Linked DNA regions of Homo sapiens: region 2 is linked to region 1. The links are chromatin loops, found by intact Hi-C in ENCODE. Cell type or tissue: A673. All regions are shown on one strand. Each heading gives the region's core, and the rest is flanking DNA. Links, peaks and the distances in the headings are about the cores only.

What was found. Hi-C counts contacts between places; a loop is a spot of excess contacts. Peaks named below come from ENCODE experiments on the same cell type or tissue, not always from the same donor. Only the 100,000 strongest peaks of a DNase experiment are listed, where the experiment ranks them.
Region 2: it touches region 1 in a loop (6-fold over the local background); 87 of 110 quality-filtered maps call a loop at or near these places.

What each region holds. Positions count from the first base shown.
Region 1 is chr12:32,669,557-32,676,272 of GRCh38, forward strand. No RefSeq gene overlaps it. Among named protein-coding and RNA genes, the nearest start is that of DNM1L, 6.4 kb to the right of the region's middle. RefSeq lists an enhancer at 4,638-5,837. In A673, for the core only: a CTCF peak has its summit at 2,549 (motif pointing left); a DNase peak (open chromatin) is centred at 2,585; H3K4me3 peaks cover 260 bases; H3K27ac peaks cover 419 bases.
Region 2 is chr12:32,362,760-32,369,475 of GRCh38, forward strand. It overlaps BICD1 (BICD cargo adaptor 1), which reads left to right. Exons shown (of 10, transcript NM_001714.4): 9 at 4,911-4,986. Among named protein-coding and RNA genes, the nearest start is that of FGD4, 33 kb to the right of the region's middle. In A673, for the core only: a CTCF peak has its summit at 2,884; a DNase peak (open chromatin) is centred at 2,892.

The sequences.
Region 1 (6,716 bases), core at 1,562-4,061:
ATACACACACACACACACACACACACACAAAGAAGATGCCATGTGAAGATAGAAGCAGAGACTGGAGTTATGCTGCTACAAGCCATTAAATGCTTGGAGTCACCAAGTGCTAACTACTAGGAGAGAGGCATGACAGATTCTCCCTTACAGCCCTCAGTAGTGTTGGATGTAAAAATGTTCTAGGAATAAATGCTTGGTGCAGTGAAGTAAAACTAGCACTTAGGCAAAAGTTTAATTATCTCAGCAAGGCAATTTACTTCTGCAGAAGGGTGCTACCTGCATCAATCAAGATCGTAAGGGCACAGAGAACAAAGGAGACCAGGGTTTTTTTCTATCTTTAATGCAATCTTTACTTCTATGTCCCTACCCCATGGGCTGGGGTTGGACTGCACAATCTGAGCTGACTTGATTGGCTACTTGTATATATTTTTTTAAATATAGAAGGGGAGGGGGACATGAGGTACAGAGGTGGAGTGTGTGAGACGTGCAGTTTTGGGGGAACATTAGATGGGTGCAGGTAACCAAGGGAACAGATGTGAGTTATTGATTAGAGCTGATATGAAAGGGGTAGGCTGTTTTACAGTAACTAGGGGCAAGGAAGAACAGGAAAGTTGAGTTTGAGAACAAAAGACAAGGAAGTTAGTAGTCTAAATTTTTGAAGAGAAACTCAGAGAAATTCATTGTGTCTTACAGTAGGAACCAATCCTTGGGAACCTTGGTCTTGGACTTCTAGCTTCCAGAACTGTGAGACAATACATATCTGCTGTTCTAAACCAACCAGTCAGTGGTACTTTGTTACAGCAGCCCCAGGAAACAAATATATTCCACCACCAAGTTTATGCAGAAAGAGATTCATTCATTCATTTGACAGTCTTGCTCGGTTGCCCAGGCTGCAGTGCAGTGGTGCAATCTCGGCTCACTACAACCTCTGCCTCCTGGGTTCAAGCAATTGTCCCACCTCAGCCTCTCGAGTAGCTGGAGCTACAGCCGTGCAGCTCCATGCCCAGCTAATTTTTGTATTTTTAGTAGGGATGGGGTTTTGCCATGTTGCCAGGCTAGTCTCGAACTCCTGGCCTCAGTGATCTGCCTGTTTGGCCTCCCAAAGTGCTGGGATTACAGGCGTGAGCCACCACACCCGGCCCGAAAGATATTTAATATGGGAAATTAGATGCTTATAAATCTGTTAGAGTGCCTGGGAAAAACAGGTGTTAGCTAGACATCCAGGAATTACTTCCCGAACAATGTCACAAAATCAGTACACCAGAAGTTACTGTATATTTATCATAAGCGACAGCTGGCTCTCGGGATCTTTTTATCTCGACTGTTATCTGAGAATCAGGAAAATATCATCAGAACCATTAAGTCCAGAACCACGTCATGCTTCCCATGATCTTGCGTCCCAGAGTAGGTGTCCCTTTTGTTTGTCATAGTGTACTAGGGAGCCTTTAGATCTGCAAAGGTAGCAGCTAACCAAGGGCTAAAAGTGAAATTTCTCTTCACCATCAAATATGAGCAAATTGAGTTTGTGTGAGGGAGACAAAAAACAGAAAAACAGAGAAGGGAGATATGAAAAGCTTCTAAGAATGTCAAACAACATTTGAGAACCTGGAGTAGAGTTGTAAAGAGGCTAATGAGAAGGCTTGAGAAATGGGGCAAGTGAAGTAGTTTAAATGCAGGGATGTCTAACATATAATTTTCAGTTGTCACTGCTGTAATTTAAAATCACTATTGCTGGGCGTGGTGGCTCATGCCTGTAATCCCAGCACTTTCAGAGGCCAAGATGGGCGGATCACCTGAGGTCAGGAGTTTGAGGCCAGCCTGGCCAACATGGCAAAACCCTGTCTCTACTGAAAATACAGCCGGGCGCAGTGGCTCACACCTGTAATCCCAGCACTTTGGATGTCTAGCTAACACCTCAGGGCGGATCATCTGAGGTCAGGAGTTCGAGACCAGCCTGACCAACATGGAGAAACCCCGTTTCTACTAAAAAAATACAAAATTAGCCGGGCGTGGTGGTGCATACCTGTAATCCCAACTACTCGGGAGGCTGAGGCAGGAGAATCACTTGAACCCGGGAGGCAGAGGTTGCGGTGAGCTGAGATCATGCCATTGCACTCCAGCCTGGGCAACAAGAGCGAAACTCTGTCTTTCAAAAAAATAAATAAACAAAATACAAAAATTAGCTGGCGAGTGGCCCACGCCTATTGTAATCCCAGCTACTTGGGAGGCTGAGGTGGGAGAATCCCTTGAACCCAGGAGGCAGAGGTTGCAGTGAGCTGAGATTGTGCCACTGCACTCCAGCCTGGGCTACAGAGCGAGACTTGATCTCAAAAATAAATATATAAATATAAATAAAATAACTCTATTATCTCAAATAGTTTCTAAAATATGCCACAAATTTTGATGGTAGGAGGATAAAAAGAAGGGCTACGTTCTATTGGGGTGTGGGTGTGGAGCAAAGGGAAGAAATCAGGACCATATCTTAACTCCCAAGTTATTTTGTCGTTAACTGCTCTTAATTGTGTTGTCACACTGCCCTCTCATGGTCCCGTCAGTATCTCACCAGATTCAATTTCTGGCTTCTGAACCATCTGGCCAATTCCACCATCTGCAAACAATTTCCTGCACCTGCTAACAAAGTATGTGTTAAGCTTGAGGCCTGGGGAGTAGCAAATTGATTAAAGCTGTTTACTTTATCATCTTTGCAAAACACGGGCAGTTTCCAAAATATGACAAAGAGGCTTCCCCAACAGAGCTGTATATTTTATATTAACATTAGATCCCCACTAACCGCTATGATTTGAAGGTGCAGATACCGGCATCTTGGCTGTGATTGATGATCAAAATGTTGGCATAAAATGATATTGGACACATGCGATAAAAACAGTCTGACCTTTTCCAAGATCGATTAATTTCCAGTTATTAATTTAATCCAAAATAAACTTCCTCTAATTCGGGATTTTAAGTTAGAACAAAGCCAGGCTACTCCCTAGCTAAGTAACTTGGCATCTATTCTAATGAGGAGTCCTATGCCAAGCCAGACTCATATGTGTTGGTGAGATTTGATTGCCAGTCCTGGTTGCAATTATATCAATTCAGAGCTGCTTAAATCCTTGTTATTCCAGATTTTCCAAATAAAAAAGAAAAGAAAACCCCATATCCAGTAGACTAATATTATGTAACACGCTTCATACGAGGTAGTGGGGGAACCCAGCTAAATAAGATAATCACTTCTGCCCTTCGTGAGCTCACTATTGGTGAAGGGGGAGGGCATGTTAGTGCCATATCCACGGTTCCTCCCTACTCTCCAGCAAAATATACTGCCTGGCTAAGATCCGTATGCCTAACAAGTACTTCATCAATATGTGTTGAATTAATGAAGAAAGGAATAAATACACGAGGCAGAATGTGTAGCGGTTGAGAGTTTGCTGCCGGGCATGGTGGCTCACACCTGTAATCCCAGCACTTTGGGAGTCCGAGGCGGGTGGATCACCTGAGGTCAGGAGTTTAAGACCAGCCTGACCAATATGGTGAAACCCAGTCTCTACTAAAAATACAAAAATTAGCCTGGCGAGGCGGTGTGCGCTTGTAGTTCCAGCTACTGGGGAGGCTGAGACAGGAGAATTGCTTGAACCTGGGAGGCAGAGGTTGCAGTGAGTTGAGATCGCACCACTGTGGCGACAGAGTAAGACTGTTTCAAAAAAAAGAAAAAAAAGGGGGTTTGCCAAAAAGCCCCTTTTCATCCCATCTCTGCCACATACTAGCTGTGTAAATTTACCACTTCACTTCAATCCCTGGAGCCTCCGTTTCTACATCTCTAAACCTACTTCACGAGGCTCTGATAAAATGCTTAGTATAGTGCCTCACATACAATAAGCACTTAAATAATAGTTCAATAATATTGTGTGAAAAGGGCAACAAGGAAAAATGGAGAAATTCATATGGTTAACTATGGGGATTAGAATTCTGATGTTATGTGCTGTACAGCACATGTACATTTAAAAATATGGGAAAGTTGGCCAGGCGCAGTGGCTCATGCCTGTAATCCCAGCACTTTGGGAGGCTGAGGCGGGCAGATCACGAGGTCAGGAGATCAAGACCATCCTGGCTAACATGGTGAAACCCCATCGCTACTAAAAATACAAAAAATTAGCCGGGTGTGGCGGTGGGCGCCTGTAGTCCCAGTTATTCGGGAGGCTGAGGTAGGAGAATGGCGTGAACCCAGGAGGCGGAGCTTGCAGTGAGCTGAGATTGCACCACTGCACTCCAGCCTGGGTGATAGAGCAAGACTCTGTCTCAAAAAAAAAAAAAAATATATATATATATGTATATATATGGGTAAGTTACTGAATTTGGGGAAGTTCTTCAAGGTGAATAAAGAAGTTTATTCTTGCAAACCAATTTATTCCATGAGATAGGAAACATGATCTTTGGAGACATTGACTCACATGCTTACAGTTCTATAACCAGAGAGAGAAAATATTTTTGTTCAAATTCAGGTTAGGAAATTCTCAGAGAAGGATTCTAAATGGTCCTGCAGGTCCATCCCTAGACCAATCACCTTAACCAGGTGCAGTAGGCCCCTCCAATAAGTCCATGTCCTAATCCCTGGAGCCTGTGAACTTTATGTCTCAGGAGAGACTCTGTAGATGTGATTAAGGGTACAGGCCTTGAGACAGGGATATTATCCTGGGTTGTCCAGGTTGGCCAATCTAATGATGGGCCCTTAAACACAGAGAAGCTTTTCTGGGGGTCAGAGGCCTGATGACAGCAGAAGAGTTAAAGAGATGCGACATTGCTGGCTTTGAAGAGGTTGGAAGGAGGTAACCAGCAAGGAATGCAGGGGGCCCCTAACAAAGGCAAGGAGGTGAATTCCCTGCTAGAGGCTTTAGGAGGGTTTGCAGCCCTGGTGACACCTTGATTTTAGTCCAGTGAGACCTGTGTGAGACTACTGAACTATAGAACTGTAAAACAATACTTTTTTTTTTTTTTTGACATGGAGTCTCACTGTGTTGCCCAGGCTGGAGTGCAGTGGCGTGATCTTGGCTCACTGCAAGCTCTGCCTCCCAGGTTCACGCCATTCTCCTGCCTCGGCCTCCCGGGTAGCTGGGACTACAGGTACCCGCCACCACGCCCGGTTAATTTTTTGTATTTTTACTAGAGACAGGGCTTCACCATGTTAGCCAGGATGGTCTCAATCTCCTGAACTCGTGATCCGCCCGCCTCGGCCTCCCAAAGTGCTGGGATTACAGAAGTGAGCCATTGCGCCTGGCCACATTTTTGTTGTTTTAAGCCACTAAAATTGTGGTAATTTGTTAAGGCAGCAATAGGGAACTAATATACTAGAGAAGCAAGGCAGAAACCAGGTTCCTAGGTTTCAGTTCCTCCCCAGTTCTCTCTGCCTCATCTGCTGTGAGACAGCTTGCTGAATGAGATCCCCTACACCCTCCCCCACAGCACACTCACCTCATTCCACAGGAGTAAACTGCGTGAGAGAATGAAATAGACGATGTAGTGATAAGATGTAGAGCTCTGATTCTGCCTGAGCTCCTAGTTCCAGTCATTTTTTTTTTTGAGGTGGAGTGTCACTGTGTCACCCAGGCTGGAATGCGGTGACGTGATTTTGGCTCACTGAAACTTCCGCCTCCCGGGTTCAAGCAATTCTCCTGCCTCAGCCTCCCGAGTGGCTGGGATTACAGGCTCTCACCACCACCCCCAGCTAATTTTTGTGTTTTTAGTAGAGACGAGGTTTCACCATGTTGGCCAGGCTGGTCTTGAACTCCTGACCCCAACTGATCCACCCATCTCGGCCTCCCAAAGTGCTTGGATTACAGGCTAGAGCCACTGCGCCCAGACATTCAGTCATTTTTGAGGCAAGTTAGCTCAGAATTAAATTTCTGTCCTTACAATTAGCTATCCTGCCTAAATCATAAAGCTATGGTGAGAGAGGGATGGTTGCAGGAGAAGAGGTGTTTTTTGTTGTTGTTGTTTTTTTTTTTTGAGATAGAGTCTCACTCTGTTGCCCAGGCTGTAGTGCAGTGGCGCGATCTTGGCTTGCTGCAACCTCTGCCTCCCAGGTTCAAACAATTCTCCTGCCTCAGCCTCCCCAGTAGCTAGGACTACAGGCGCGTGCCAGCACGCCTGGCTAATTTTTTGTATTTTTAGTAGAGACGGGGTTTCACCGTGTTAGCCAGGATGGTCTCCATCTCCTGACCTCGTGATCCACCCACTTCGGCCTCCCAAAGTGCTGGGATTACAGGTGTGAGGCACCGCACCTGGCCGAGAAGAGGTTTTTTTAAAGGCCTTTTGATATCCGATAATGGTTTAATGTGATTCCCACAGGAAGCCACTGAAGAACACATTATTCTTAGATGCACAAAGACTCTTTTTTGTGGGAAATCCATTTAGCCACTTATTAGTTAAATTGATTTCCCACAAACAAGAGTGTTCTGAACTTAAAACATGAAAGCCGAAATTGGTTTTTTTTCTTCTTTTTTTTTTTTTTTAGTTGGAGTTTTGCTCTTGCCGCCCAGGCTGGAGTGCAGTGGCGCGATCTCGGCTCACTGCAACCTCTGCCTCCCGGGTTCAAGCGATTCTCCTGCCTCAGCCTCCCGAGTAGCTGGGATTACAGGCACGCGCCACACCAGGCTAATTTTTTTTTTGTATTCTTAGTAGAGATGGGGTTTCACCATGTTTGTCAGGCTGGTCTTGAACTC
Region 2 (6,716 bases), core at 1,637-4,136, 310 kb before region 1:
TTAATACACATGCTGAGCTTGGATTAATCAGTGGAGGCTTGTAGGACACCTACTGTGATGGCAAATTCTGTGTTTGTTTCTAGCAGGAGAGATTTTAAAAAGAAGTTAAAGAAAAAAATATGTGAGACTATGATATTCTCCCATATTATCAAAAACACTTATTTTCCTCAATGTAGGAATAGTGCAAGCCTGTCGACCCAGCTATTTTAGAGGCTGAAGTGGGAGCATCACATGAGCCCAGGAGTTCAAGACCAGGCTTTAAGAGACCCTGTCTCTTAAAACAGATAACAAATGTAAAGTTTATAGGAAAGATTACATCATGTTGATTCAGCAAATATTTTCCTCTCTTATTTCTCCCTTTCTTTTCTATCTTCCCTTCTACGTGAGGCCCTTGTTTATGGAGGAATGTCATACAAGGGTACTCTTCTTGTGCATATCGAGACAGACCTATAGATGCTTTGAGCTATAATATTCCATATTCATCCCTGCCCTGGAGGCATTAGTAATCTCTTGAGCCAGGCACAGTGTACACACTTGTAGTCCCATCTACTCAGGAGATTGAGGCAGGAGGATTACTTGAACTCACTGCATTACAGCCTGAGCGACATAGCAAGACCTGGCCTCTAAAAAAAATACATAAATAATCTCTTGAGTATGCTATGACATTTCCCAAGCCTGTGGCCTTATCATATAAACGTACAGCATTTTCTAATTCCATTCTGATCATTTCAAATAAACACTTTAATTTTATGATAAAATGTCTTATTACTGTTACTAAAGACCATAAAAAGTTTGTAGTTACAAAGAAGTTATTTGACTAACTCATTATGTTAGATGTCAGCCTAGATATCACAACCTCCAGGAAGCACTCCCTAACCACTTAGATTTAGTTGTGTTTGGTTAGTTAGATTTAGTTATGTTTGATTAGTTAGATTCAGTCTAATTTAATTTAATTAACTTCCGCTGTGAGGTCCTGTAACACCCTACACTTTCCCTATCATAGGAGGCAATACAGTGATACTTCTGCAAGTTCAGCTCAGCCCTTGGACCATACAATCCTGGATTCAAATTGCACCTCTACCTCCTAGTGGAGTTTGTCAAGTTACTTAACCTAAGTTCCCCTTTCCTTATAGATGAAGTGAGATTAATAAAACAGGGTTATAGAAGAGCATGTATATTAAGTGCCTATACAGTGCCTGAGACATCGTAAACAATAAATAAGTACTAGATGCTGTCATCATCACCATCACCATCACCATCACCACCATCATCACCATCACCATCACACTTCAATGTAGTTGCTTATTAAATATGCTTATCTTCCTTGATAAAACAGAGACCACATTTTCTCTGTTCACCTTTTTCCCCCTGCTGCCTAACACAGTTTCTGACACAAAATAGGAGTTTAGTAACTTGACTGTTGAATGGTTTAGACAAACCCTGGTGGCCAAACAACAGCAATGGCTTTGTGGGTTCTACAATGCCTGCTCCTTCATGCACATAGTTGTCATCTTTTATTCCCCCCAAAGCAACGAGATGTGGTCTAGTTCCTTCAAGGGTGAGCCTAGCAGAATAGATCCTAGACGGAGCAGGGGAGATCACTCAGAGCCTGCAGCATCTCAGAGCTACAAGGGACTTCCTCAGCCTCCCAACCTACCTCCTTCATTTTACAAAGTACATCCTAAGACACATCCGTGGCTCAGCCAGGCTACAATTGACACAACTGGAGGGCTGTAGACCCGAGAAGAGGGATTTAGAAGACAACTGAGTCAGAGCAATGTAGCTACATTTTAGTTTAATTTTTTAAGTCCATCACCATTTTATCTATGAAATTTGTTTTTTATTCTTTAAGGATAACACGTAGCTAAGTGCTTATAAATAATAAATGAAAAATAATCATCATTAGCTTGGCTAGGAGCAGTGGCTCACACCTACAATCCCCACATCTTGGGAGGCCGAGGCAGGAAGACTGCTTGAGGCCCGGAGTTCAAGACCAGCCTAGGCAAAATAGCTAGAACCTGTCTCTACAAAAATTTAAAAAATTAGCAGGGTGTGGTGGTGTGTGCCTGTGGTCCCAGCTACTCAAGAGGCTGAGGCAGGAGGATCACTTGAGCCCAGGCGTTGGATGCTGAAGTGAGCTATGATAGCCACCTAGGCAACAGCATGACATCCTGTCTCAAAAACTAAATAAATAGGCCGAGTGCAGTGGCTCACACCTGTAATCCCAGCACTCTGAGAGGCCAAGGTGGGTGGATCACCCGAAGTCAGGAGTTAGAGACCAGCCTGGTTAACACGGTGAAACCCCGTCTCTACTAAAAATACAAACAATTAGCTGGGCGTGGTGGCGCACGCTTGTAATCCCAACTACTCGGGAGGCTGAGGCAGGAGAATTGCATGAACCCAGGAGGCGGAGATTGCAGTGAGCCGAGATTGTGCCATTGCACTCCAGCCTGGGCAACAAGAGCAAAACTCTTGTCTCAAAAATAAAATAAAATAAAAAATAAATATTAGCCAGAGATGATGTTACTTCTAATGAAGGAAAAAGTGATATTCACTACAAATAAGAAGAATGTCTACCACCTCTCTAGCATTTCATTAAGGGAGTACACTGTGGTTCTGATCACCTGCTGTCTGAATTTTACCATAAATTATATTTTGAATGAATAATAATCTGTGACTGTATTGGCAAAACAAAGTCAAATATATGAGATATTTTTAAAAGATGTAAGCCATTTTAATACTCTAGTTACTCTAATTCTAAGGATCGCTATTCCACAGAGGCCACTACTCTGCTTTAGAAGAGTTTCATTATACCTCCCTGGCAATGTAAGACATAAGGAATCCAGAGTGGTTTTTACATCCATTGCATTTACCCAAATACACCATCGGAGGGCAGCACACACCTGGTTGACTTAACTGCCTGTCTGGTGGCCTTATCAAAATAGTTGTCAAATTAGTCTAAGACATTCCTAAATTACCACTCAGATAGGCAGGAAAGCTGTTGGAGAAGACAAAAGGAGCAAAGATTTTTAAAAGACAAAAGAATGCATTCCTTAAGACTCTGAGTTTCTACAAAAGGGAATCTGGAGCTAATCAATGCTGCAAAATGGGAAAACGGAGTTAAAAAAGGAATTTCCTCAATCTGAGAAAACAGATTTGTTATATTTGAAAGATTTTTACTGAGTATGATCATCCGAACACCAGCTACTAAACAAAAATCAGATCTCCTTGTTCCTATTAAGATGCGCTAATTAATAAGATGGCAACAAAGACCACCATATAAAAGGGTTCCTTCAGTAATGTTTTCTTGAGTGAACAAAAATCAAGCCTGCCTTATATTGTATTCTACTTTGCATCACAAACAGTTTTAGTGTATTTCTGGAAAAGCATCAGCAGTTTTTTCGAATTTTAAATTCTGGAGTTATGTAACTATATAGGCAGGCTTTTTTATAACAGAATATAACAGTGATACTTAAATAGAAGACTTCAAATGTAAATATCAGTAGAGCCTCGTTAAGGCTATAAATCCAGACTTTGTGATAATGTGGATTAAATATTATTTACATAACATATAAGGAGGCCGGGTGCAGTGGCTCACGCCTGTAATCCCAGCACTTTGGGAGGCCGAGGCAGGTGGATCACCTGAGGTCAGGAGTTCAAGACCAGCCTGACCAATATGGTGAAACCCTGTCTCTACTAAAAATACAAAATTAGCCGGGTGTGGTGGCACATGCCTGTAATCCCTGCTCCTTGGGAGGCTGAGGCAGGAGAATCACCTCGGGAGGCTGAGGCAGGAGAATCGCCTGAACCCAGGAGGCGGAGGTTGCAGTGAGCTGAGATTGCACCATTGCACTCCAGCCTGGGCAACAAGAGCAAAACTCTGTCTCAAATAAACAAACAAACAAACACATATAAGGAAAGGGATTTGCTAAGCAAATACAGTCTAAGCAGTTGGCAAGAGGAAATGCTTCAATTATTTAAGAATAATTTTTAAGTTTAATTCCAATTTTAACTTGTTTGCAAAAATCTTTTTGGAGAAATATGACGTATATGCATTTCTAACCAGCTTCTTGCATGATTCTAATATAGTCACCTAGTACCAGTAAACAGACTGCTCTTTGATTTTTTTTTAGAACACCAGGCACTACTTTCTTGGAGTAGATGATTAACCCAGCTAAAGCTTGATTTTTACTAGCTAGCACTTTATTAACCTAGTGTGTTATATTGTGACTTTAAAATGGTAAAAACAATTACAAAGTGGAGTTCTCATTCAGGTTAGCTTTCTAGTCCAAGTCACTAACAATTTACTATGTAATAGACATTCTAAGATTTCTGCCAACAATTCTATTGTCAATATATAAAATCAATTTTCAGAAAACTGTAAAGATTATTTCCTTGTTTAATTAAGATTCTACTAATCATAGAAAAGATTATATTGCACACTTTTCTCAAGTTACCTATGGGACTGACAATATGTCCATGTGTCCTGATAGTAAAGTCAGTTATCTGAATGCGTTCCATTTTGGAATAAGAGATCTAAGTGCTAAGCAAGTAACCACCACCACATTCAGGTTTAGAATTGGAAGATCTTTCATTATATTAATAGACCCTTTATTTTTAGATATAACAAAATACCAAAGACAAATGGCCACATATATCCTAATGTACTTGAGAAATCTCGCTACTAATGCTGTGTCACTAATTTTTTAATACTGTATTTAAGAAAAAAAAAAAAGCCTGTCTTTTCTATTGGCATCATTCAAGAAGAAAAAAAAAAAGCTGAATCAGGATATTTCTGTGTGAATGCACATTCCTCACTAAATCTCTCAGGCAGCTGCTTTAGTCACTGTTACTAACACCTTGCTCTGTCATCTCTTTGTACACATGTCTAATTTATCAGTTTCTTGTAGATTGTCAGCAGCCTGCTGCCTCCGTACCGCCACAGTGCTCACAACTAGCCGGGAGGCAAGACTGCCCAACTGTCAGGTAAATTCAGATGTCCTTTCCCTTCCACCCAGCTGCATGTCAGATCCATAGACCCCAGCTCCCCTTTCCGACACCTGAACTGCCTACGCATCATTGTATTTTGCTGTATTTTATTTCAAGTGTGGGCTACATAGACACACATTGGACACCTGCAGTCCCTGCGTTCCCAGTAGGAATACAAGAGAGCTGGGGTTTATTTTGCTGGCTGCCAGCTGGTAGACTCTACAGGCTGCCTTCAGCCCCTTTGTCTGTGTAAATACTTGGATTAGTCCACTGTTTCATTCCTTTCCAAAAAATAAAAGCTGGAATTGTTATGATGTTTGTCCTACTTTTTATTTTCTTTTGTCTTTAAAATATATTTATTTTCCTGGGGAATCTGAGGGATACCAATATACTAATTGACCTGATTTGATTCCTGTACTTTATATGTATTAAAACATCACTATATACTCCATGAATATGTACAATTATTATTTGTCAATTTAAAAAAATAAAATCCCCGCTACTCAGGAGGCTGAGGTAGGAGGATCAATCGCTTGAGCCTGGGAGTTCAAGGCTGCAGCGAGCTATGATACCACTGCACACCTGCCTGGTGAGTAAGAACCTGTTGCTAAAAAACAAAACAAAACAAAAAACACAGTAAAATAAAACTTAAAGTGTTTAAATAGGCCAGGCATGATGGCTCACACCCGTAATCCCAGCACTGTGGAAGGCCGAGGCAGAGGGATTACCTGAGGTCAGGAGTTTGAGACCAGCCTGGGCAACATGGTGAAACCCCGTCTCTACTAAAAATACAAAAATTAGCTGGGTGTGGTGGCACATGCCTCTAATCCCACCTACTCAGGAGGCTGAGGCAGGAGAATCACTTGAACCCAGGAGGTGGAGGTTGCAGTGAGCTGAGCTGGTGCCACTGCACTCCAGCCTAGGTGACAGAGAGAGATTCCATCTAAAAAAAAATAAAAAATTAAAAAATATATATCTCAGGCCAACAAACAGGAAGAATATAAAGAATTAGATATAAAGGCTGGGTGCAGTGGCTCATGCTGGTAATCTCAGCACTTTGGGAGGCTGAGGCAGGAGGATTGCTTGAGTCCATGAATTTGTGGTTACAGTGAGTAAAATCACATCACTGCACTCCAGCCTGGGTAACAGAGCAAGACCCTGTCTCTAGATAAATAGATAGATAGACAGACAGATAGAACAGCTGTATAAAAGTGTTTCTGTGTTTCTGTTCTCTGTCCACTCAGTAGCCTTGGTAAAACTGAATTTGAAAGGTGGAGAAAAACATTGTAGTTAGCATTCAAAAGATAATATTTGCTGTGACAGTGACCTTTATGTGAGATTACTTGAAAAATTGTTAAAACAGGTTTGCACAGTCCTGAACACTGAACTGGAGAGTTTGCTGACAATTCCGATTCCAAAGGAAAGCTTTCCAAATCAGTCATGAATTGCCCTCCATCCTGGTGAACCTCCACACAGCGTCTCAGCGTTCCATCAGGACCTCACCTCCATCCTGGAATGCTTCATCTCCAGCCACCTGGCCTCTGATGGTGCCAGACCTCAGTAGTCCGGTTGTGGTTTTCATCATCTGCTCAGTGTTCTCTCCTTATCACAGCTGTTGCCCTTCTACCAGGGGAAGGCTTCTTTTGAGCAGGGGCAGGCCCAAACACTTTCCATGTGTGTCTGAGGAGTAGATGTCAGTAGCAAGCTACATGTGGTCAGGGGTCAGA